2 separate regions of the Homo sapiens genome follow, and region 2 is linked to region 1. Evidence: read pairs that join two places in POLR2A ChIA-PET (ENCODE). Cell type or tissue: CD4-positive, alpha-beta T cell. All regions are shown on one strand. Links, peaks and the distances in the headings refer to the core of each region. The heading gives the core; the rest is flanking DNA.

What was found. Peaks named below come from ENCODE experiments on the same cell type or tissue, not always from the same donor. Only the 100,000 strongest peaks of a DNase experiment are listed, where the experiment ranks them.
Region 2: POLR2A ChIA-PET joins it to region 1 with 11 read pairs; 7 of 35 experiments call an interaction of 5 or more read pairs at or near these places.

Annotation. Positions count from the first base shown.
Region 1 is chr6:139,318,200-139,330,654 of GRCh38, reverse strand. It overlaps a transcript of TXLNB not described here. Among named protein-coding and RNA genes, the nearest start is that of TXLNB, 32 kb to the right of the region's middle. In CD4-positive, alpha-beta T cell, for the core only: no CTCF peak of the experiment used is centred there; DNase peaks (open chromatin) are centred at 6,654 and 6,884; H3K4me3 peaks cover 823 bases; H3K27ac peaks cover 2,752 bases.
Region 2 is chr6:139,249,878-139,262,332 of GRCh38, reverse strand. It overlaps TXLNB (taxilin beta), which reads left to right. Exons shown (of 10, transcript NM_153235.4): 6 at 1,896-2,015; 7 at 6,695-6,769. Among named protein-coding and RNA genes, the nearest start is that of TXLNB, 36 kb to the left of the region's middle. RefSeq lists an enhancer at 1-125 and a silencer at 11,467-11,761. In CD4-positive, alpha-beta T cell, for the core only: no CTCF peak of the experiment used is centred there; no DNase peak of the experiment used is centred there; H3K27ac peaks cover 1,799 bases.

The DNA.
Region 1 (12,455 bases), core at 2,239-10,238:
TTCTCCAAACATGGCTGGATCGAGGGCTCAAAAGCTGTCATCAAGCTGTCTTTTTACTCAGACTTCCCCTGTGCCGCTCTCTGTCTTTGGCTCTTCATGGAAGCAAAATAGGGCAGCTGCACTAGGCATTCCATTCCATGAGGCTTCTTGTTCAGCTGGGAAGCAGACCTTTTCCCAGAAATCAGCGAATGTCAGCATACCTGCTTGACTCAGATTGGGTGGCTGGACAATGTCTGAACCAATCAGAGAATGCAACGTAGAGATTGGTTCCACAAATTCCTGTTACCATAATGATGCACGGATGATAGGAAGCCAGAAAAACTACCTTCTTCTATGAAAAGTCCATTACAGGATGTAAGAGTTATCTTTCATTTTTTGACATACTTGTATTAAAATCTATGAGGGCAGTTGGAAAGCAGCTGCACTCATTATCTACTTATGGTCTGAAGATTCACCTTAGGATAAGCTATACTAAAATACTTTGAGACATATTTCAAATCTACAGAGACAATAAATTAAAAACTCCACTTAACAGGTCAGTTTATGGTGTAGGTATTGGTATATTTTGCAAATAATTCTCAGAATGTAATTATAACCAAAATTAGATTTGAGTAATACCCTACTTAACCCAGAAACTCAATTTGGAAACTTGAGTAGGAGGCATAGGGGAAATAACTTTTTCTGCTTTATTTTAGTTCTATTACTATACATGATGTTTGATAAGGACATGTTGACCTCTACTTGTCCCTTTTCTTAATAAACTTTGCCTTTCTTTTAGCTTAGTTCACCAGAAAGCAACATGTACTTATTATCTTAACTCTTCCCTGAAATGCCTTCGTGGAAGTTTAATATTATCCTCTCAGAATCCATCAAAGGTTAATGCAGGAAATGGCCATTCATAGACCTTTTTAAAAATTTTACCTTACTTTAAGCATGTGCAGAATGTGCAGGTTTGTTACATAGGTATACACGTGCCATAGTGGTTTGCTACACCTATCAACCTGTCATCTAGGTTTTAAGCCCTGCATGCATTAGGTATTTGTCCTAATGCTCTCCCTCCCCTCACCCCCAAACCCCCAACAGGCTCTGGTGTGTGTTTTTCCCTTTCTGTGCCCATGTGTTCTCATTTATCAACTCCCATTTATGAGTGAGAACATGCGGTGTTTGGTTTTCTGTTCCTGTGTTAGTGTACTGAGAATGATGGCTTCCAGCTTCATCCATGTCCTCGGAAAGGATATGATTTCATTCTTTTTTATGGCTGCATAGTATTCCATGGTGCATATGTGCCACATTTTCCTTATCCTTGTAGACCTTTTTGCACCAACCTAATATCTTCCATAAAACAAAATTTAAAGGTACTGCTTACTGCGCTATCAACTCCTTCTCTGCTCTGTATGAATCCCTACAAGGAATTCCTCCTGGAACAGAATTCCTACCTGGCACACAATGTTTGGAATACTGAGGGGTTTTGTTTGTTGTTTGTATGTTTCTTTTATAATATTTAACGGGACCTCTAGAACCCATTCTGTTTCCTTTTTGGTCTTGTCTACGAGGAAATTAAAATATATAGCTATATTGCTAAATTTATGTTAAATCTAAATCATATTTACATATAAATTACACTAATGATTCAACATCAGATTTTTTTTTTTTGAGACAGAGTCTGGCTCTGTTGCCCAGGCTAGAGTGTAGTGGAGTGATCTTGGCTCACTGCAACCTCCGCCTCCCCCATTCAAGCAATTCTGCCTCAGCCTCCCAAGTAGCTGGGAATACAGGTGACCACCACCACACCTGGCTAATTTCTTGTATTTTTCTTTTTTTTTTCCTTTTTTTTTTTTTTTTTTTTTGAGATAGGGTCTTGCTCTGTCACCAGACTGGCATGCAGTAGCGTGATCTCAGCTCACCACAACCTCTGAATCCCTGGTTCAAGCGATTCTCCCGCCTCAGCCTCCTGAGTTGCTGGGATTACAGGCACGCACCACCATTCCCAGCTAATTTTTATATTTTTAGTAGAGACAGGGTTTCACCATGTTGGCCAGGATAGTCTCAATCTTCTGACCTCATGATCAGCCCGCCTCAGCCTCCCAAAGTGCTGGGATTACAGGCATGAGCCACTGTGCCTGGCCTCAACATTAGAGTTCTGTAGTAATCGATTTTCTTCTCTTAAAAGCCTAACTATTGCCTTAATCTTTATATGAACTTATTTGTCTGATGTTTGAAAAATGTCTTAGTATGATAGTGGCCTCAAATTTTACTTGGAAGTAAAGGTATAATAATAAATTTTAAATATACATTAACTTCTGAATTTACACATAAAGTTGAAGAAAAGTTATGTACACAAATTTTTTATTGCTAAAGTGAAAAGTGTTGTGGAAATGGAGAGTACTGTGAAGGTTCACAAACCATAAAGCGTATGTTTAAACATTTTTCTTTTTTCTTTTTTCTTTTTCTTTTTTTTGAGATGGAGTCTTGCTCTGTCGCCCAGGCTGAAGTGCAGTGGTGCCATCTCGGCTCACTGCAAGCTCCGCCTCCTGGGTTCACGCCATTCTCCTGCCTCAGCCTCCTGAGTAGCTGGGACTACAGGCGCCCGCCACCACACCCGGCTAATTTCTTTTTGTATTTTTAGTAGAGACGGGGTTTCACTGTGTTAGCCAGGATGGTCTCGATCTCCCGACCTCGTGATCCGCCGGCCTTGGCCTCCCAAAGTGCTGAGATTACAGGCGTGAGCCACCGCACCCAGCTGGTTTAAACTTTTTTCTAAAAACTGATGAGGAAACACGACTCCCAATTAAGTAGTAATTAATAATAAGTGAGATAACCTGAAATGAAATACCACACTATCTCTTGATGTTGGTACTCTAAATTTTGCTCCAATGTATTCATTGCTTAATTTATATTGTGTCTATACTGCCATCCAAACAAAAAACAAAAAAACAAAACAACAACAACAACAAAACCACTTTTAACACACATTGAGCTGTTAGGTCATTTATTCATTCTATTTATTCAGTCACTAATTCATTCATTCAACAGATATTTATTGAGCACCCACTAGGTGTTAGGCACTAAATTTTCAACCCTATTCTTATGAAACTAACAGCCAAATGAAGGAGACAGGCATCAAATAAACGAAAAAGTCAGCTAACTATATAGTGATAAAATAATAAGTGCTATGCAGAATTCAAAAACAGAGTGTTAGGGGAACACGGGAGATCACTGATATCAGAGCATCAGAGAAAGCAACTCTGAGGAATTTGACATTTAGGCTGAATTCTGAAAGAATGATGAGAGTTAGCCAAAATAAGGAGGTCAAGAGAGAGAAACTTCCAAGCTGAGGAAAAAGTCGGAAGAGCCAGAGGCAAGAAAGAGGCTGGCACATTTAAGGAACTGAAAGGCCAGTATGGCTGGAGCTTGAAGAGTGAGGGGGAGGTGGCAGAAGCATGGTCCAGAAATGAACACCTGTTTAAACCGCCAGATCAGTCAAATAAAGCCAACAGCGGGGCAGACAGTATAGGGGCTGAAAAGGTTAACAAGAAAAAAGCATAACAAATGTGTTTTTTTGTTTTTTGAGACAGAGTCTCACTCTGTCGCCTAGGCCAGAGTGCAGTGGCACGATCTCGGCTCACTACAACCTCCACCTCCCAGGTTCAAGCAATTCTCCTGCCTCAGCCTCCCAAGTAGCTGGGACTACAGGCGCACACCACCACGCCCAGCTAATTTTTGTATTTTTAGTAGAGACAGGGTTTCACCATGTTGGCCAGGATGTTCTCGATCTCTTGACCTTGTGATCCGCCCCGCTTGGCCTCCCAAAGTGCTGAGATTACAGGCGTGAGCCACCACGCCCGTCCAACAAATGTGTTTGATCACAGTTTTAGGTAACATGAGAGCCTTTGGAATGAAGACCCAAAAATACAGGGGAAAATATCAATTTTTATGCTTAGGTTAAACAAAGAATGGACAGCTATGTAGAAATGTGATCGGGCCAAAGGTTTTCCCCCAAGGACTAACGTGATAGACTGAGGAGGAAACCCAGGAAGTGTGGGCTCATATTCTTGGCTTCTCTGTGTGCCATTCCTTTCTCCAGGAATGGGGGCAGGACCCCTCTGGAATGAGGGTCTTAATTTGTTTATGGCCAGCTATTACACAGAAAGCTGGGAGAAGGTTAGAGTAACATTTTTGGTCTTTATGCTTGCTTTGGGGAAAGGGAGTTCTGGTTTCTATGACCCACCATGGGGGAGAGAAATTCTAGTTTCTTCTAGTTTCTATGACTTGCCTCAGGGGACTATAAAGGATGAGAGACAGGAGGGCAGGAGAAGGTCAGAGAGAAACTTTGCTTCTGAGGCCTTCGTTCTGGGGTATAATTTTCTGAGCCCCAACAAGAGCAACAGATATGGTGAAGCAATTACCCTTAGACTCTCACTGTTAAACTATTGCATGAGAAATTAATATATGTGCATATGGTGCTGATTTTTTTAAAAGTGCATTTTATTGTGAGAAAAAAATACATGACTGCTTGCTGCTAATTTATGGTGAGTTATTCCCTCATCAGTCAACAATCATTTATTGAGCACCTGCTTGGTACTGGTGCTGGGTATACAAAGATGAATAGGAGAGACACCTCTTTTGCCTTCATGCAACCTAAAGTCTAGGTTAGATGAAGACAAACAAGCAGGCAAACACCTGGGACTTATTCACAGCTCAGCAGTAGTGGAGGCAGCCGTTCCACAGAGGAAGGAGGGGAGTAACCAATGGCAGACAGTGGCCACAGCAGTGTGGGTAAAGCAGCTGTGAAGAATGAGCAGGAATCCAAGACCCCATAGCACAGGAAATATTCCCCAGCCAAGAGACACAGACCCAGGCTGACCCCCCTCACTATTTAGCCAGGTGTCAGGGAGGAGCTGTTTTGGTGTTACCATGTCAGGGTTGTCAGGAGCAATTCTGTCCTAATTCTTGATTATCCAGGGATGATTGATTTCATTTCCCTCATAAAATGAAGGCACTACTGACTTGGAGAAACATGCAGCTTTAGAGGTTGGGTTTTTAAAAGAAAACGATTTATGTTTTCTAACTAGAATGTAAAATATTTGACAAATGTCAAATTATTTGACTCTATGTTTGCATTTGAGAAAAATTGCAGCCATCAGCAGGCATAAAATTAACACCCCTTGAAAAATGAGGAAGTAACTATTACAGTTAGTAAATTGTTTCCCTCTCTGACCACAGAAGCAGAGGCTGGCAACAAATTTGATTTACAGAGTAAATATAATTCCTACAGTTGGGCTGAGCCTGTTGTTTTCTTAAAGGAAATATATTTTAGGTTGCTCTATGAAAAACACACATTAGCATTTTTCAGAACATTAGGAACCAAACACAGTATCATAAAAACATAGAAAAAAAGGAACTAATTTTATCTTCTAGTCACAGATGATGTTCAGAATCAAAATGACATGTGACTAATAGTCAGATATCAAATTAGTGGAGCTCTGCTCTTAACCACATATTACTCCATATCTGTTTCTTTATGGCAGCAAAAGACAAGACTCCAGCAGTGGTTCAGCTGTATAATGGGAATATGAATATTCCAGAACTTTCTGTATGCCAGGTGATTGAGAACAACAGTCTCTTAATATTACCTGGCTTTTAAAAGTATTGGCATACATTTGAACTAAAGATTTTTTTAAAAAATAAAATCTGTCCAGGTGCAGTGGCTCACGCCTGTAATCCCAGCACTTTGGGAGGCCGAGGTGGGAGGATCACGAGGTCAGGAGATTGAGACCATCCTAGCTAACATGGTGAAACCCCGTCTCTACTAAAAATACAAAAAATTAGCCAGGCGTGGTGGCACGTGCCTGTAGTCCCAGCTACTTGGGAGGCTGAGGCAGGAGAATGGCATGAACCCAGGAGGCGGAGCTTGCAGTGAGCCAAGGTGGTGCCACTGCACTCGAGCCTGGGTGACAGAGCAAGACTCCGTCCCCCCCAAAAAATAAATAAATAAAAAATGAAATAAAAGGTAATCTCTTAAAAAAAATTATTCTGCATTCAAGTTAAAACCATTGAATGTAGTCCCACGGGCCCTTGTCCTGGGAAAGCCACTGTTCAATCAGCAGCTGTTTATGGGAGATTGAACAGGGAGAAAAAACTAACAAAAATTCCTGCCCCCATGCAACATACAGGAGAGAGGAGAAGACACAGAATAAACAAGGAAATAAAACTTTCCTTTCCAGAAACAATAACAGACCAAAAAAAAAAAAAAAAAAAACGGGGGGATTTTGTAAAATGTCATCCTGAACTAGTCACAGTTAAAAAAAAAAATTAAATGAAAAAAATATATATGTATGTATATATATATACACACACATTGAATACACTCCACAAAAGAGGAGGCTCCTCTCTGTCCCCAGAGCTTGGAAGGAAGCTAGAAGCTTCCGGCAGAAGATTCTGAAAACAAAGCTAAGCTCAAGCATTAATGGGCTGCATGTTTAACATTTGGTGCTAGAATAAGGTAGTCAAAGATGGGAATCATAAAACAATGTCAGTATCCCAGAACACTTTTCCAAGTCAAAGTGGAGTTGAAACAGTTAAACAGACAGTCATCTGAATAAACAGGAACCTGTTTCTATGGCGATGACAATGGGGGAGGGGCGTGACTCCTATCTACCTTCCCTGCGCAAAGCTTCTGGGGGCGTGTTTTGCTTTATGGGACCCTTTCCAAACCCTGACCACAGCAGAAAGGACGGGGATGAGCACTGACTGGAGCAATCTGTTGACTGTCCCCTGTTGTAAACCACAGCTGCCTAATTTTGAGAAACAGGGGCCGAGCCATCAGATGTAGGGGAATGGAAGCTGATGCCAACGGAAGCCCGGAGGTAAACTAGGGCCCCGGAAAAACGAAGAGGAAACAGAAATTATGAGTAAGCAGCGGAAGTTGGTAAGTAAGCCTAGAGAAGACAATGCAGCAGATGTACAGAGAGAAACCACGTGCCTCGTGATTCTTGGTGACTTTCCTGCTTGTCCCCAGCCCAGGTCCACATGTTTCTTTATTATTATATAAGTAAATAAAAAAACTAAACAAGCCTGGGCGCGGTGGCTCACGCCTGTAATCCCAGCACTCTGGGAGGCCGAGGCGGGCGGATCACGAGGTCAGGAGATCGAGACCATCCTGGCTAATACTGTGAAACCCCCGTCTCTACTAAAAATACAAAAAATTAGCTGGGCGTGGTGGCACGCACCTGTAGTCCCAGTTACTCGGGAGGCTGAGGCAGGAGAATTGCTTGAACTCGGGAGGCGGAGATTGCAGTGAGCCTTGATCATGCCATTGCACTCCAGCCTAGGCGACAGAGCGAGACTCCGTTTCAAAAAAAAAAAAAAAAAACTAAACAAATTCTTTTTCTTGGGGTCACTATAATACATCTCTAGAGGTTTCTTGCAAACAAAAGAGCCCAAACCACACACTGAGCCCCATCCCTTCTTCATCTCGTGCAATGTCAACACCAACAAAATGATTTCCTATGTATTTAAGGAAGGATAATCATAGTCACTGGTCCAAAATGAAACTTCTTACTGAAATGACAATTGAAATTATTCCTAGTCAGTTCACAGAAATGCTAGTTTCTTATTTTAAAATGAGGACAGATCCAAAAGAGATAAAGGGATTTAGGGAAATGGACATTTAGAAAATTGATAGCCCCATGGGCCTCTGTCCTGGGGAAGCCACTATTCAATTAGCATCTGTTTATGGGGGATTCAACAGCAGGGAAAACCCAGCGAAAATGCCTGCCCCCATGCAACATACAGGCAAGAGGAGGAGACAAAGAATAAACACAGCAAATAAGTAAAATGTACAGAAAATGTGCAGTGTGTTTTTTCTACAGAAAAAGAAGGAACAAGGGGGATATAAAGCTGGGCTGGGGAGGCATCGATATTTTAGGGGAGTGGCCGGGAAGGCAGTTGTTACTAAGATAATTTGGATGAGAGGTGGTTGAACTCTGCACCGTATTGAGGATAGAACTAATGGGACTTTTGTGTTGGATCAGATGTGGGATGGAAAAGGAAGAGAGGAGTCAGGCATGAGTCCAAATTTTTGATCTGAGTAACTAAAGGATGGAGTTGCCATTTTCTATAATGGGGAAGACTGGAGGAGGAATTTCTTTAGAAGGGAGGTGGGGCCTAATGGGAGGTGTTTAGTTCATGAAGGCTCTGCTTTTATGAATGGATTAATAATGGATTAATGTCACTATGGAAAGGGCTGGCAGGAGTGGGTTCACTCTCTTCTGCTCTTCTGCCAGTGTGAGGACACAACACTTGTCCCCCCAACCCTTGCCCTTCTACCTTCTGCCATGTGAGGATGCAACAAGAAAGCCCTCATCAGATGCCAGGGTGTTGATCTTGATCTTCTCAGCCTCCAGGACGGTGTGAAATAAATGCCTGTTCTTTATAAATTACCCACTCTGTGGTATTCTGTTATAGCAGTGCAACCCAGCAGTGATAATGCCGAAGCAGAGATGTCAATAGGCTGTGAAGTCAGGCATGGTGGTGCACCTGTAGTCGCAGCTCAGAAGGATGAAGTGGGACGATTGCTGGAGGCCAGGAGTGCAAGGCTTTAATGTGCTATGATGGTGCCTGTGAATAGCTACTGCACTCCAGCCTGGGCAACATAGTAAAACTCTGCCTATCTTAAAAAAAAAAAAATTAATGAATCTGTAGTTCAAGAGAGTAGTCTGAGAGGCTGGGCGCAGTGGCTCATGCCTGTAATCCCAGCACTTTGGGAGACCGAGGCAGGCGGATCACGAGGTCAGGAGATCGAGACCATCCTGGCTAACACAATGAAACCCTGTCTCTACTAAAAATACAAAAAAATTAGCCAGGCGTGGTGGTGGGAAACTGTAGTCCCAGCTACTTGAGAGGTTGAGGCAGGAGAATGGTGTGAACCCGGGAGGTGGAGCTTGCAGTGGGCCAAGATTGTGCCACTGCACTCCAGCCTGGGCAACAGACTCCATCTCAAAAAAAAAAAAAAAAAAAAAAGAGAGAGTAGTCTGGGCTAGAGACATAAATGTAAAAGTTTTCAGAAGTCTCTGTATATGAAGTCTCCATAGATTAAAAAAAAAAAAAAAAAGGAGAGCTCAGTCATAGCCCATGTGGGCTGCTATAACAAAGTACCATAGACTGGGTATTTTATAAACAACTGAAATGTACTTCTTATAGTTCTGGAGGCCGGGAGACCCAAGATCAAGACATCAGCAGATTCAGTATCTGGTCAGAGCCCATTTTCTGATTCACAGATGGTGACTTCTCACTTTATCTTCATATGGTAGAAGGCACAAGGCAACTCTCTGGAGCCTCTTTTGTAAGGGCACGAATCCCATTCATGAAGGCTCTACCTTCATGACCCATTCACCTCCAAAAGGCCCCATCTCCTAATGCCATCATCTTGGGGGTTAGAATTACAACACCTGAATTTTGTAGGGGACACCAACATTCAGACAATAGCAAGGTCCAGTGACGGAACCCCGGGGCACTTCTACACTGACAGGCTAGTATCAGGATTCAATCCATTGGATAAGGTAGAAAACCCAAATAATAGTGTCTGAAAGAACATGGATGTCTGGAGGTGAGTATTTCAGGCCTAGCAAGCAGGTGCATGACATTAACAGGGATCTAGGTTCCTTTTACTTCTCTGCTGTGCTGTCCCAAGCCCATGGCTTTCATCTTCACAGTTGCCTTAGAGTGGAATATGGCCACTGTAGCTCTAACAAATACATCTGCTTCAGGTAAGAAGAAGGAGAAAGTGGGAAAGGGCAGAAGAGCTTTCTTAGAAGTGTTACCCAATGACTTGTGCCTATGTAGCATGGGAGAGATATAGACTCTGAAGTCACCTTGTTGAGTGAGAATCATGTCTGTACCAGTGCAGAGCTAGAAAGTCTTGAGCAAGTTGATAACTTGTCTCTGCCACAGATTTGTCTTTTGAAAATGGGAACAATCACACTGCTCACCTCTAGGTTGGTAAAAAAAAAAAATGAGATTATATGCTTAGAAAATTTTCTGCCTACAGAAAATTCCCCAAAAGTGGAGTTTTACAAATTAAGTAAATGATAATCGAAATAAAAAGGAACCCATTTGATTTCCAGTGTCTCGTCTCCAACCCAGTCCCATGAATTTGGATTTTTGGTGATGGTAATATTTTAGTGAAGGAAACTTGAGTTCACTGGCAACAGTTGTGTTCCTCTAGGACTGAAAATATCAACTCATAACGAGCTAGCAAGGAAGGCAATTGTCTCACTGATTTTGTAAATATTCCTTGTGGTTTCCAGAAATTATTTGGAAACAGAAACCTAAAGGAAGAATAGATTAGTGCTCAAAATCGATAATATGAGTAAGAATATAATGTAATTGTCTACTCCCAAATTGATGAATTAGGACCTATGTGTCATACAAAATTTTAGAAAACATATAGGCTTAGTCACCACTTAGAAGTTACTTAAGTAACTTTTATTTAAGGGAAAGAGAAGTTAGAAACCAGGCACTAATATTTATTTTAAAGAGTTAATAATTTAATACCACATTGGATTTTAATAACTTTAACAAATTATAATTTAAAACAAGATATAAAATACATATTCAATAACCACTACAAATTAAGAGATATTTCAGTTATTTATATATATATGGCCATAAGCTAAATATTTATAAAGTAGTAGAAATGTATTTTTAATAACTTTTTTTTTACTTTTTATCCACTTCACTATGCTGTGTATTGCTAATCCTTTCTAAATGTCTCATTTCCTGTTGTAATTGTTAAATACTATAAATAGTCATTTATTAATTCATGTGAAATACTCATTTAAAAGGATTTACTTGTTCTCATGTTGCTCCTTTTACTTATTTATTTTTTTAGAGACAGGGTCTCACTCTGCCACCCAGGCTGGAGTGCAGATGGCACAATCATGGCTCACTGTAGCTTTGACCTCCCAGGCTCAAGTGATCCTCCTGCCTCAGCCTCCCAAATAGCTGGTACACAGGTACATGCCACCATGCCCAGCTAATTTTTGAATTTTTTTTTGTAGAGATGGGTTCTCCCTATGTTGCCCAGGATGGTCTCAGACTTCTGAGCTCAGCCTCCCAAAGTGCTGGGGTGTGGTATAAACCACCACAGCTAGCCTTATATTGCTCCTTTAACAAAGGAGGTGTGGTCATGCCACTGCACTCCAACCTGAGTGACAGAATGAGACCCTGTCTCAAAAAAAAAAGAAAGAAAGGAAGGATGGGTGCAGTGGCTCACACCTATAATCCCAGAACTTGAGGAGGCCAAAGCAGGCAGATCGCTTGAGCTCAGGACTTTGAGACCAGCCTGAGCAACATGGCAAAACCACATCTCTGCAAAAAAAAAAAAAAAAAAATTTTAAAGGGAGAAAGACATTGGCTGGGTGTGGTGCTCATGCCTGTAATCCCAGCACTTTAGGAGGCCGAGGCGGGCAGATCACGAGGTCAGGAGTTCGAGACCAGCCTGGCCAACATGGTAAAACCCCGTCTCTACTGAAAATACAAAACATTAGCCGGGCATGATGGTGCGTGCCTGTAGTCCCAGCTACTTGGAGGGCTGAGGCAGGAGAATCTCTTGAACCCAGCAGGCTGAGGTTGCAGTGAGCTGAGATCGCGCCATTGCACTCCAGCCTGGGTGACAGAGCAAGACTCCATCTCAAAAAAAAAAAAAAAAAAAAAGGAAGGAAGACAATCTAATATCCTGAACAAAGCTTTAATCTCTTAAACTCAAAAAAAGGCTAACTACCATTTGTGAATTCATCATTTTAGTTTATTCATTTATATCAACTAATATTTATAGAGATTGCTACATCAATCAATTTTAATGTGGATTTATTGGCAACAAATACACTCATATTTTGTCTGGAAAAAATGTCTTTACCTTCAGATGTTTGCACTGCTTATAGAATTCTAAGTTGGTTAGTATGCTAAAAATATCAGTCCATTGTCTTCCATTGTCATCTAGCTTTCATCAGTTTGTTTCTGCTTGGAAATAATGTGTTTTGTCCTCTGGATGCTTTTAACATTTTCTCTTTGTCTTTGGTTTTAAGCAGTTTTACCAAGGTACACACCTTGGTACCTTGATGTGCTTGGGTTTTATAGAGATTCTTGAATGTTTGACTTGATATCTTGTGTCAGTTTTGGAAGCTTCTCAGCCAGTATCCCTTCAATTATTGTTTATCTCTCATTCTCTTTCTCGTTTCCTTTTGGGGATCTAATTACACATACGTAAGAATTATCACCACTTTTCATATATCTCTTCTTCTCTTATATTTTTCATCTTTTTAATTTCATATTTCTTATTTAGCAGTTCCATAATCCTTTCTTTTCTTTTTTTTTTTTTTTTTTTGAGACAGAGTCTCACTCTGTCACTCAGGCTGGAGTGCAGTGGCGTGATCTTGGCTCACTGCAAGCTCTGC
Region 2 (12,455 bases), core at 508-8,507, 67 kb after region 1:
GTGGGCACAGTTTTCCTTGAAAATAATATTTCTCAGCCTTTTAAAAATCCTCTCTCTATAGCCAAAAATAACTCACGCACTCCCTCTTAAGAATTGCCATGTCATCTAAATTAAGAGTCTGTATTCTGGCCAGGCGCGGTGGCTCACGCCTGTAATCCCAGCACTTTGGGAGGCCAAGGCAGGTGGATTAAGAGGTCAGGAGTTCGAGAGCAGCCTGGCCAACATAGTGAAATCCCGTCTCTACTACAAATACAAAAAAAAATTAGCCAGGCGTGGTGGTGGGCGCCTGTAATCCCAGCTACTCGAGAGGCTGAGGCAGGAGAATCTCTTGAACCCAGGAGGTGGAGGTTGCAGTGAGCTGAGATCACGCCACTGCACTCCAGCCCAGGCGACAGTGTGAGACTCCGTCTCAAAAAAAAAAAAAAAAAAAAGAGTCTGTATTCTATGTACCCTACCAGGCCAATAATAGTATTAATAATGTAATCATTGTAATAATAATGATATCATTTATTCAGTGGTTAGTTTGTATCAGGCAATGTGCTAAGTGCTGTACTTTACATACCATATGGCATTTAATTGTCTCAACAATCTTATGCATTAGATAATAATATATTATCCATATCTTATAGATGAGAAGCAGAAGCTAAGAGATTAAACCACTTACCCACAGTCACAAGAGGCAAAAGCCTTTTACTTTGAATAGGTTATATTAGGGGGATGATCAAGGTCTTTTGTTATACCCAAATTATATTTTAATATTTAATATATTTTTAAGATTCCAGATACCCTCTCAGGATTTTGACACATCATATTCCTTTCCCTATCCCACCCAAATTTTAAATCTCTGCTTTAAAATGTAACATAACATAGTCAAAGCGGCTCTGTTGGTAACATGCTAAGATTTTATCAAGCACAAAACTGAGCCAACAGCATATGGTCGCGGTGGTTAGGTAAATCAAGAAACTCCTAATAGTAAGCCAAAATGCCATGCTACCATTTTATCTTGTCATAAGGATCAATCCCGCTCCAGAATGGAGGTTCAGACTAAAGAAGATAGGAAGGAGTGAAAGGAAAATGTCCATATTCTTCAGAGAGATCTCAGATGGGAATGGGCTGCTATGCTAGTTGTATATTCCTGGGACTGGTTCTAAGTAAAGCCCAAGGGGAGAATTCCATGTCCTGTTTCTGATTGGACCTCCCAGTGACCAGGAATTTATCCATCCTGAGGTAGAGTTGGAAGTTTCTCTTGACCAAACTAGTCCAGAGGTCAAAAGGTGTGGCGAGCTCTGCACATTTGCGACTCAATTTCTCTATGACCCTTGGCCTTGTCATCTCCACCAGAGCAACAGAGTAGAATTCAGGGGGGCTCAGGCCTCACTCCCAGACCTCGGACCACATGCTGGCACCCCAAGGCTTTCTCACAACGCCAGAGGCAAGAATGCAGAGAATTCATCATGATAAATTGCACAAGTGTTGCAATTAAAAGTGGTTTTATATTCACAGAAAGAGCCAAAATACCAAATGATACAACTGTAGCCCCTGTATATTGTATACTGATACATCATTGTCTGTGCTGTCTAGCATAATAAATAGCATCATATCTAATAGTTACCAAACGTAGAAAAATATTGTATGGATCTTTTGGCATTGACACTGCTGAACTCTGGTGCCTCTACCTTTTATAGCTAGCTTTGTGTGTGTGGTGCAAAGTCAGGGGGAGGGGTTCACCAATTTACAGCTTTATTATAAAGCTGTAAGTGATGCCAATGCATTTATCCCTCTCTTCTTTTAAATCTTAAAACCTGGGGAATGTGTATTAATGTGAATTATTTTACTTTGCATTTTTAAGCACCAATAATAAACCAAGCTTTCTATGTACACTTTATTTTTCTTAGCATCTGGACAAAATATTTAAACACAGAGAACTGCAGCAGAAGCTGGTGGATGCAAAGCTTGAGCAGGCCCAAGAAATGATGAAGGAAGCGGAGGAGCGACACAAACGAGAAAAGGAATATGTATTTATCATTTTAGTCGTTGTGCATATCTGGTCTACCTCAGTGTCAGAGACACTCTGAGCAAGTTGTTTTGTATTTATTTATTTATTTATTTATTTGAGACAGAGTCTCGTTCTGTCATTCAGGCTGAAATGCAGTGGCGTGATCTCAGCTCACTGCAACCTCAGCCTCCAGGATTCCAGCGATTCTCCTGCCTCCCCAAGTAGCTGGGATTACAGGTGCCCACTACCACAACAGGCTACTTGTTTTGTATTTTTAGTAGAGACAGGGTTTCACCATGTTGGCCAGGCTGGTCTTGAACTCCTGACCTCAGGTGATCCGCCTTCCTCGGCCTCCCAAAGTGCTGGGATTACAGGTGTGAACCATCGCGCCTGGACGCAAGTTGTTTTTATAATGGTCAAAGAGCACTAGACTGATGGAGAAAGAGCCCCAGCTTCTATGGAGAACTAAATTAGCCAGCCCAGTCTGAGGCACTATGTCTACACTACTTTCTACATAAAATAGTCATTCATCTATTCCACACATATTTTTCAAGTGCCTGTTATCTACTAAGCACCGTGTTAGGTGCGGGGACATAGCCGTGAACAAGACAGAGAAGGGGCATCTCCCACTATGGAGATTAGAGTCTAACTGGAAAGAGACAAGCAATAGACAAGCAAACAGGGAAGGGTCATTTCAGACAATAATCACCACTACTAAGGAAGTAAGGAGAAACTGAGAAGGGGCCAAAGAAGGGGACGTACTTTAGATTGAGTGACCAGGAAGGCCTCCTGGAGGGGCGAATGCTTGAGCTAAGCCCTGCCAGATGAGGAGCTGCTACTTGGAGCATCGTCTCCAGCATCTGCAGCAGCAACAAACGCCCTAATGCTGGAACCAATTTGGTGTGCTCCAGAAACAGGAAAAGGTCAGGGAAGCAAGAGCATGGGGGAGAGGTTCAAAATGAAGTTGGAGAGGTAAGCAGGTGCCAAACTGTGTAGCTTTGTAGGGCTTAAAAAGTTATTTGGATTTCATTCTAAATACAATGGGAAAGTACTGGGTGCTTCTGCAAAGGAAGTGATGGCATGATCTGCTCTGCATTTTCTAAGATTAATTTGGCTCCTGGATGGAAAATAGACTGCAGAGGGACAAGAGAGCAAGAAGACAGGAGGCTACTATAGCAATCAGATGAAATATGATGATGACTTGGTTTAGGGATATGGCAGCAGAGAAGAGGGGTGGAGATGGATGAAAGTTGTTTTCAATGTGAAATCAACAGACAGTGCTACAGACCTGAAGCTGGTGACAAAGAGAAAAGGAGAAAGTCAAGGATGACTCCTAAGTTTTGGGCTGAGGAAACTGAGTGGTGGTGTTTATTGATATCTCATTAACCCCAAGCACTCCCCAAAAAGCTGTAGGGTCATTCTACAGATGAGAGAATTGAGGCTCCAAGAAGATACGCAACTTGTTAAGGTTGCACACTGCTGACTGAGCAAGATGTGTTTTGATCTTATGTGCGTCTGTTCCCAAAGCCCACACTCTCTGTGACGGTGCATCACACTCAGACGTGTGTTTCAGAGGTATGAGTTGACGCATGTATCTGTTGCTGGGGTGAGAGAGAGGTAAAACATGGTCCATGGACCACTTATTCAAATTTGGCCATGTCACATTTTGATCTTGAGATTTTCATTTACCTAAAATCAGACCAGAATCAATTCAGTTGATTAGAATAGTAATTTTAAAATAAATTTTCAAACATGGCAACAAAAAGACAAATTTTGAGCAACATAATCTGGTGGACATTGGATAATTTCAAATCAGAAGTCCATGTTCTCTTAAGAAAAAGATTAATTTATGAAATCCATCTACAACCTAGCTCTGAAAGCAAGAAATAAAACATTCAATTATTATTCACAATCCAAGAGAATAGAAATTCCACCATTGGTGTAATTACCTTCTTGGGTAAAATATGCTTCCCATAGTATATTGGTACTTTGCTGTATAACACGAGACATGAAAGAGAAAGAACAAGACAAAGATGCACATGAGAGACATTGGAGAGCAGATTTGAGACGACCCAGCCTTAGCAAGAAACTAGCACCTGTTTTGGTTCAGCAAAACAGATTTGAGTCAAAGAGAGGGAGCTCATCTCACTTCTTCGAAGCTAGCCACCTACCTGGCTTGCAGCTGGGGCACCTCCTTTTGGAAGCGATGAGATATCAAGTCACCCAGGCAGAATAGGCAGCCACCAGCCTCCCTCGAGGTTGGGGGTCACCAATCACAACAAAGCTGCATAGCCAGCTCACAAGAAGCAGGCACAGTGCCACCACTCCCCTCAGATGGCCAGAGGGGACACTGTAGGGCTTCTACTCCACAGCTGCCCCAGTCCTCTCATAGGACCATTTGGTTGCACTTCTATGAGAATCAATCTTCATTGCACCCTGGGAGGCATAGAGGAACAAATGCAACCCATTTTACAAATGGAGAGGCTGGGTCATGGGAAAAAGACAAACTTAGATGAGGAAAAAGAAGCTTTCCAGTTTTTAAAAGTAATGATTTTATTGTTAGTTTTTTTGGTTCTGATTATATAATACATAGACCTCGTGGACTTTTTTTTACAATAGGGATAAACTAAAAGTGGGAAATTTTAATCAGCTTATCTTCAAATACAAGAGAAACTTCTTAATTGATAGCCTCCAGACTGACTAGCCAGATTGATCTCTGCGTTCACTGTTTTCTCTGTAAAACGCACTGACCGATGCCCACAGCATGCTGACTTGCAGGTCTACCCAGCCACTCTCTGGAAGGGCTACAAAATTTGCCCCAGTTTAGTAAGGTGGAGCTTACCAAGAATCAGCTCTTTGCACAAACCTTTTCTTTCCAATTGCACTTGCTTTTGTGTAAATCAACAGGATGTTACATAAACTGATGAAATATAAGTATGAAAACAAAAAACTGTTTGTGCAAATTATGCTTAGTGCTTTGAAAGACCAAATGCAAGCAAATGGCAAAAAACAACTGTCAAACTAGATATGAGTAGCTATAAAAGACTGGGGGGAAGTGGAAAACTCTAGAGAATTATCCAGACAAGCTGCTTCATAAGTATTTTTAGGTTCTAGCACTATCGCTAAACACACACACACACAAGCCTAACAACCTAGAAATCTTACATGGCACACTGTGGATGTGATTTTTAAAAATAATAATAAAAACCAAACAAAAAACCCTCTGAACTCTAATCAGAAGATCCATACCCAAAACAAAGACCACAGCCCTACCTCAAAATTGATAAATAGGCATTCATCTTAAGTTAAAATTACAAGCTTATATATGAATGTGTCATTGTATGCCCAAATCCCCTTTCCAATTTAACCCATCAGCTCTCAGGGGCCAGGATTTAGACCAATAGGTCAAACTTCTAACCCATACTTCTCAAAATGTAATCCACAGGCCACCGATATCCAGACCATTTTGGGTATTTTCTTGAAGCATAGAATTCAGTCACACTCTGTACTTCCTAAATCATATTATCTGAGAGGCATCTGCATTTTTAATATGTTCCGTAGGAGATTCTGATGCATGTTAGAAGCTCTGTGTCAGGAATCAGGGACAAAGACCAAGGACATACATAGTTCTTATTGTATCAAGTGTGCTATGGTGGAGAACAGTGGTCTAGGAGAATGATTCTGGATGTACTCTAAAGAAACAGTTGTTGGCCGGGCACGGCGGCTCACGCCTATGATCCCAGCACTTTGGGAGGCCGAGGCGGGCAGATCACGAGGTCAGGAGTTGGAGGCCAGCCTGGCCAACATGGCAAAACCCCGTCTCTAGTAAAAATACAAAAATTAGCTGGGCATGGTGGCAGGTGTCTGTAATTCCAGTTACTGAGAAGGCTGAGGCAGGAAAATTGCTTGAACCCAGGAGGCGGAGGTTGCAGGGAGCTGAGGTCACACCACTGCATTCCAGCCTGGGCGACAAAAGAGAAACTCCGTCTCAAAGAAAAAAAAGAAAAAAGAAAAGAAACAGTTGCTAACAAAAGTGCACCAAGTGGGGATGTTCTGGAGAGGTTCCAGCAGAGGCTGAATGATTGTTGGCCAAGATTACTAGAGAAGGTTCCAGAATGTGGTGGGAAGTTGAATTTTTTGTGATTCATACTTGAGCTAGAGACTATTTTTTTTATTAAAACCACTAGTTTATAGTTGAGAATCCAACTTTTTTAGACCAATTATTTTCTTAGCTTTCTTTTTCTTTATTTTTTTAGAAATGGAGTCTCACTCTATTGCCCAGGCTAGAGTGCAGCAGTGCCATCATAGCTCATTGCAACCTGGGATTCCTGGGCTCAAGTGATCCTCCTGCCTCAGCCTCTCGAGTTGCTGGGACTGCGGGCATGCACCACCACCCCTGACTAATTTTGGTTTTTTTTTTTTTTCAGTGACAAGGTCTCCCTATATAGCCCAGGCTGTTCTCAAACTCCTGGCTTCCAGCAATCCTCCCAGCTCAGCCACCCAAAGTGCTGGGATTATAGGCATGAGCCACCATGCTGGGCCTGGTTTTTTAAGCTTTCTTAGATTCTTTTCAAAGTTCCAAAAAATTACTTAAGGAGGTTAATGAGCAGGTTGCTAAGTTTTGTAGACAAATTACAGCCAAATAGTAATCTAAAAGGCAAATCTGACCATCTTTCCACACACTCTCTCTTCTCATAGTTGCTGAACCAGGCAGCAGAGTGGAAACTTCAGGCGAAAGTGCTGAAGGAGCAAGAGACAGTCCTGCAGGCTCAGGTGAGGCCAGGTGGACGAGGCATGGGGGTGCTGTCCTCACTGTCCCCAGATAAAAAGGCTGGGGCCAAAGGTGGGCAGCAGAAGTCCTCCTATGTGGCAGGGGATGGGGGGATGGGAATTGGAAATGAAGAACAACTTCACATTTATTCATATTTTCAAGTAAAAATAAAAGCACAATATTATATCTATGAAAAAGAAATGTTCTGCGCCGGCAACATCCAGTCAAAGGTTTGTTGACAGACAATGGATGACAGTACAGTGGTCAAGAGAGTCAGCCAGTGTCCAGGTTCCCATCTAGCACTTCTTATTTCCACCGTACTTCCCCTCTCATTGCCCTGTTAAGGTAAGAAGAAAACGTAAACTGCTCAGATGCACCATCTATGACTGGCGATTCTTAAGATGTCCTCATGTCTTGATATTATTTATCATAAAAAGAAAATGAGGCCGGGCGCAGTGGCTCACACCTGTAACGTCAGCACTTTGGGAGGCCCAGGCGGGCGGATCGCCTGAGGTCAGGAGTTCGAGACCAGCCTGACCAACATGGTGAAACCCCGTCTCTATTAAAAAATATATAAACATTAGCCAGGCGTGGTAGCATGTGCCTGTAATCCCAGCTACCCAGGAGGCTGAGGCAGGAGAGTCACTGGAACTCAGGAGGCGGAGGCTGCAGTGAGCCGAGATCACATCACTGCACTCCAGCCTGGGCGACAGAGTGAGACTCCATCTGTTTAGAAAGAAAAGAAAAGAAAATGAGAAAAATAGTCACCACTCAAGTTTCTATGCCATCAGAGGTTGGCCTTGTCAGTGGTGAATGGATACAAGTGTCAGGCAAGTCAGGAACCATTTTGGTTTGGCTGCGTGACAACTTTTATGTGCTTCTGTTAGACTCTGGGGGTTCCTATTTCAGACTCAAAAAAAGGGGGGACCATTCTGGACATTTATGCCACAGCTGACTCTGGAAGAAAGCCAGACCTACCCATCTTACCCCTACCTGGGGCTCTGCCTGTCCTAAATAATGGTCCCTGTGGGTTCCAGGAGTACCATCCTGCCACAGGCCACAGACTTCCACTGCCCTGGGAAACACCCAAGTGCTAAAGGGACTGTGAGGTCACAGGGAGAAATTCACCGAAGGCAAGGAAATCAGAAACCTTCCAAGCTGGGCAGCATTAATTTAAGATTTGTAAATGTTTATATGCTGACAGCTGAGTACTTGTTCACTGTAAACACACACACACACACACACACACAAATCGTGTTCATTGTAAAAGAAAAAAGCAAATAAGAAATTTAAAATCACAGATTATACTACTGCACAGACAAAAATACAGGGAACATTTTCATATCTAGCCTTCTTAAAGTATATTTCTGCAATGCATATATAGCAAAGCAATAATAAATTATTTTCTCCAGTATGAACTACTCTCTGATAATAAAGAAGAATTGTCTTAATACACTAGATACATAGAAGTTAGAACCATAATGTGTCTGAAGCAAAGGGCCCAGAGTTACAAACTCAAGATCATCCTTTAGGCAGTCACGGAACTCATCACATCATGGTGTAGGGTGGGTGGCTGACTGCTGGCTGTCTAGCAGAAGGAAAGGGGGTGTGACCTCAAGGAATCAAGCCAAGGCCTCTAATTCTATCTGTGCCTCATTCACCACACAGAGCCTTGAGGGGAACAATAAATAATACTTGAAGCTGTGCACTGTTCACATCATCTGCTACATGCAATCTCTACTCCTCCATGCAAAATGAAGACAATCAACTTGAGCAGAGTAGATTACATTGTTAAACTGTGGGCTACAGAGTGATTCACTCAGCTGGCATCAGAATCGAGGCCTTTAATGACCTGTACAATACAAATATTAAAGTTTTGATCTAATTTCCCCCTTATACCCCCTCAAACTTAAAAAACCATCAACCAGGGGTTCTAGATTTGCTATTGTTCCTCATTCATCCCTGAGTCAAGGCACCAGGTCAGAGTCCTGGCTCTTTTACCGAGAAGCTGTGTGACCCTGTGTAACCCACCTAAACCTCTATGGAACTAAATTTCCTTGTCTGCAAAATGAAAATGCTATAATGAATCAATGACCCCAGCCTGGAGTCGTGCAACCCCTGAGAGGCCTATGACTTTTCAGCGTTTCCAAAACATCAGCACATAAGGTAGCAGCTACTATCTAAAATGTAGTTGTTTCTGGTATTACTTCACCTCTTGCTCAGCAACTGTGGATGGAAATTATGCCTATGTTTAAGTTTTTAAAAGGAAAATCAGTTAATGCATATGTAATATATGTAGTTGGTTTTCAAATCATGCATCCAAAGCATTTTGCTCAGTGTCTGGCCCAAAATAAGCATAATTAATTCAACCAATATTTACTGAGCATCTACTAAGTGCTAGGCATGGTTCTAGGTTTGGCGATATAATCATCAATAAGAGAGAGAAAAATCTCTGCTTGACTATTAATTAGTGTATGAACTAGTAGTATTATTTCATAGGTAAGGATTTCATATAAGGAAATATGGAAATATGAGAAGGAAATATGAGACAACAGGAGTTTTTTGTTTGTTTTTGAGACGGTGTCTCACTCTGTTGCCCAGGCTGGAGTGCAGTGGCATGATGTCAGCTCACTGCAAGCTCCACCTCCCGGGGTTCACGCCATTCTCCTGCCTCAGCCTCCCGAGTAGCCGGGACTACAGGCACCTGCCACCACACCCGGCTAATTTTTTGTATTTTTAGTAGAGACAGGGTTTCACCGTGTTAGCCAGGATGGTCTTGATCTCCTGGCCTCGTGATCAGCCCACCTCGGCCTCCCAAAGTGCTGGGATTCCAGGCGTGAGCCACTGCGCCCGGCCCAACAGGAGTCTTAAGTTGCAAAAAAGTTGAAGAACCGCTGGAAAAGATGATCTCAAGATGCTATTCAGCTGTAGTTCATGAGCATAGAGAACTTCCAGAGCTGAAGAAGTGTGGCCCTAAGCTAAGTTGACCCCGCCTTGTCCATTGCCTGCAGTGTTCCACAGTGCAGGCAGCCTCACTAATTGCAAGAACCCTCCTTTGTCTTTCTTTTTTGTCTCCAAGTTACCTTTGAAATTCCAATAATTACTTAAGCCTCAAGAATAAAATAGAGGTCCTGAATCCCTATGCGTAATCATGTTTAAACAAGCTCCTCATTAAAAAGTATCAACATTATATTTCTAAAACTTCTAAACTTTGAAAACAAACTCTATCACAGATTCTTTTGCATAACACTCCAACACTTCCTTTGGTTTTACGCTGCCTTTAAAGGGGTGGGAGTAGCAGGAGGCCAAGGCCAAGGCCCCATTTCTAAGGTCTGGGCAACAGAATTATCAAGGACAGATTGTGTTATTTTCCTAGAGAAGTCACTTTTCAGTCATAAGACAACTGCTGGCCAATTGGGGGCAGGCTTCTCACTTAGGGAAGCGATGTCTGGCTTTCAATTATACAAGCCAAGGCAACAGAATAAATGTCAGAGATGATCAATGGGATACAATTGTCACTACAAAATCGAGTGTTCATTGGATCAACAAGGATGAAGACAGTAGCAGATGTGGGAAGTCAGCAATATCTGATGTGGACGCAAAATACTACCCAAGGGGAAAGATGAGTGGGTAAATTGTGGAAAGCATGTAATCAGAGTCTTTAAAGTCTGAAGTCCTCCCCATACCTCTACAGGGTGAGAGGAGAGCACTGCTGCACCTGTTCTTGTCATAGGACTTAACTCCCAAACCAAATCTCACAGGTTCACCAAGATGATTCCTGGACACAGTTGTTTCCCATGTCTATGAGTGTCTGTAATTAAAATTTGGTGCTCAGTGAAAAGACTGTGTTTGTCACTTGGCCCATTTAAAAGTGAAATATTGAGGCAATTTTTGTTGTTGTTCTAATCATAGAAGAGTTTGTTTCTATTTCTGCCTCTGGCAGGGGAAATGCTGTGCATGACCTCTGGATGTCCTTCCCTGGCTCTGTGAAATACCAAAGTGAGACTGGGAATATGACACATGAAACCAAACATGTATCCTGTCAGCACGATAGTGAGAGGGAAGACGCTACCAAACAAATATCCATTTAGTAAACAAGAAGCACAAACATTTAGTAAGTAGGAGAGTGTTAGAGTTATCTGAGAAATCCATAGTTTTTGCCACCAGACAGAGAGGTCAAATAGGAAGAAAAGCAAAATGTTAGACTGGTCACTGGAAGGAAGAAATAGGGAATTGTTGTTTAATGTGTATAAAGTTTCCATTTTGCAAGATGGAAAAAGTTCCAGAGATTGGTTGCACCACACTGGAAATATACTTAGCAATTCTGAACTATACACTTAAAAATGGTTAGGATGGTAACTTTTGTGCTATGTGTATTTTACTACAATTAATTTTTTTAATAGAAAGCAAAAATGAAAACCATAACTAGAAAAAGCACAGAAGAGCTGGTGATGAATCAAGACACTACTTCTCAGAACTCTGGGTGTGTCTGTCTTCTCCATGCTCATGAGCCAGCAACAAGAAAACATAAGAAAAGGAAACAAAATCTGCCCAATTAATACACCACAAAGAACATTCTGCCTTTTTCTTTTTTAAAGCCTTTACTTTGAGACATAATGAAAAAATATAACAGGTACACATGGAAAAGTAAGACATGGTGACAGCCTTACCCAGTTAAGTGAAGACAATCAAACCTGAGGGCTTTTAATGCCTGTTAGCTCATGTTGAGGCTGAAGTCCTGGGGGTGGTTGTTCTTGCTGATTCCAGCAAGGCTGCATCTGTGAGATGGACCAGACATGTGCTCACTCCTGCCCCGTCTGTCTGCAGCCTGCAACTACAGGGCTGCAAGAGGGATCGGGAGGACCAGCTGAGGAGACCACAGTGTCTGAGGCCTCTATGTAACTCTGCTAGAGTTACTGATAAGTTGGAAAAAGAATGGGGAGAAATTAAGGAAAAAAGTTAACAAAAGAGGCCGGGCTGAGAATACAAATGAAAAGATTTTGTGATAGAAGGTGACCAGGATCTGCTGGGGGTAGTTGTTCCCACCCTAGGCCAATGGATGATGTACAGGATAGGTAGCCAGTCCCCAGGAGCTAACCCTAGGGCACAGTGTCTCAGACCAAGAGGTCTGACCCATTTGTGGGCCCTGAAATTAATTCTGGCCCACAGTGGATTCCAGCCAGTATTTTGAAAAAAAAAAAAAAAAAAGAAAGAAAGAAAGAAAGAAAAAACACAGTTGAACAGAATATGTCAGAGTGCATTGCACATGATTGGCTGGGTACAGTGGCTCATGCCTGTAATCCCAACACTTTGGGATGTTGAGGCAGGAGGATTGCTTGAAGCCAGGCGTTTGAGACCAGCCTGTGTTAAAAAAAAAAAAAAAAAAAAGCCAGACATGGGGCATGTGCCTGTAGTCCTAGCAACTCTGGAGGCTGATGCAGGAGGATCCCTTAAGCCCAGGAGGTTGAGGCTGCAGTGAGCTAGGATCACACAATTGCACTCCAGCCTGGGTGACAGAATCAGACTGTCTCTTAAAAGAAAGAAAAAAAAAACCACAGTAAACATTGTCTTATGCACCATGCGTGTGTGTGTGAGAGACAGAGTGTGTGTGTCTCTCTGTGTGTGTAAAACCCTAGAGCCCCTTCTTGGCCATGAATTCCTTGATGCCCCTTTACTCTGTCTTCTTTA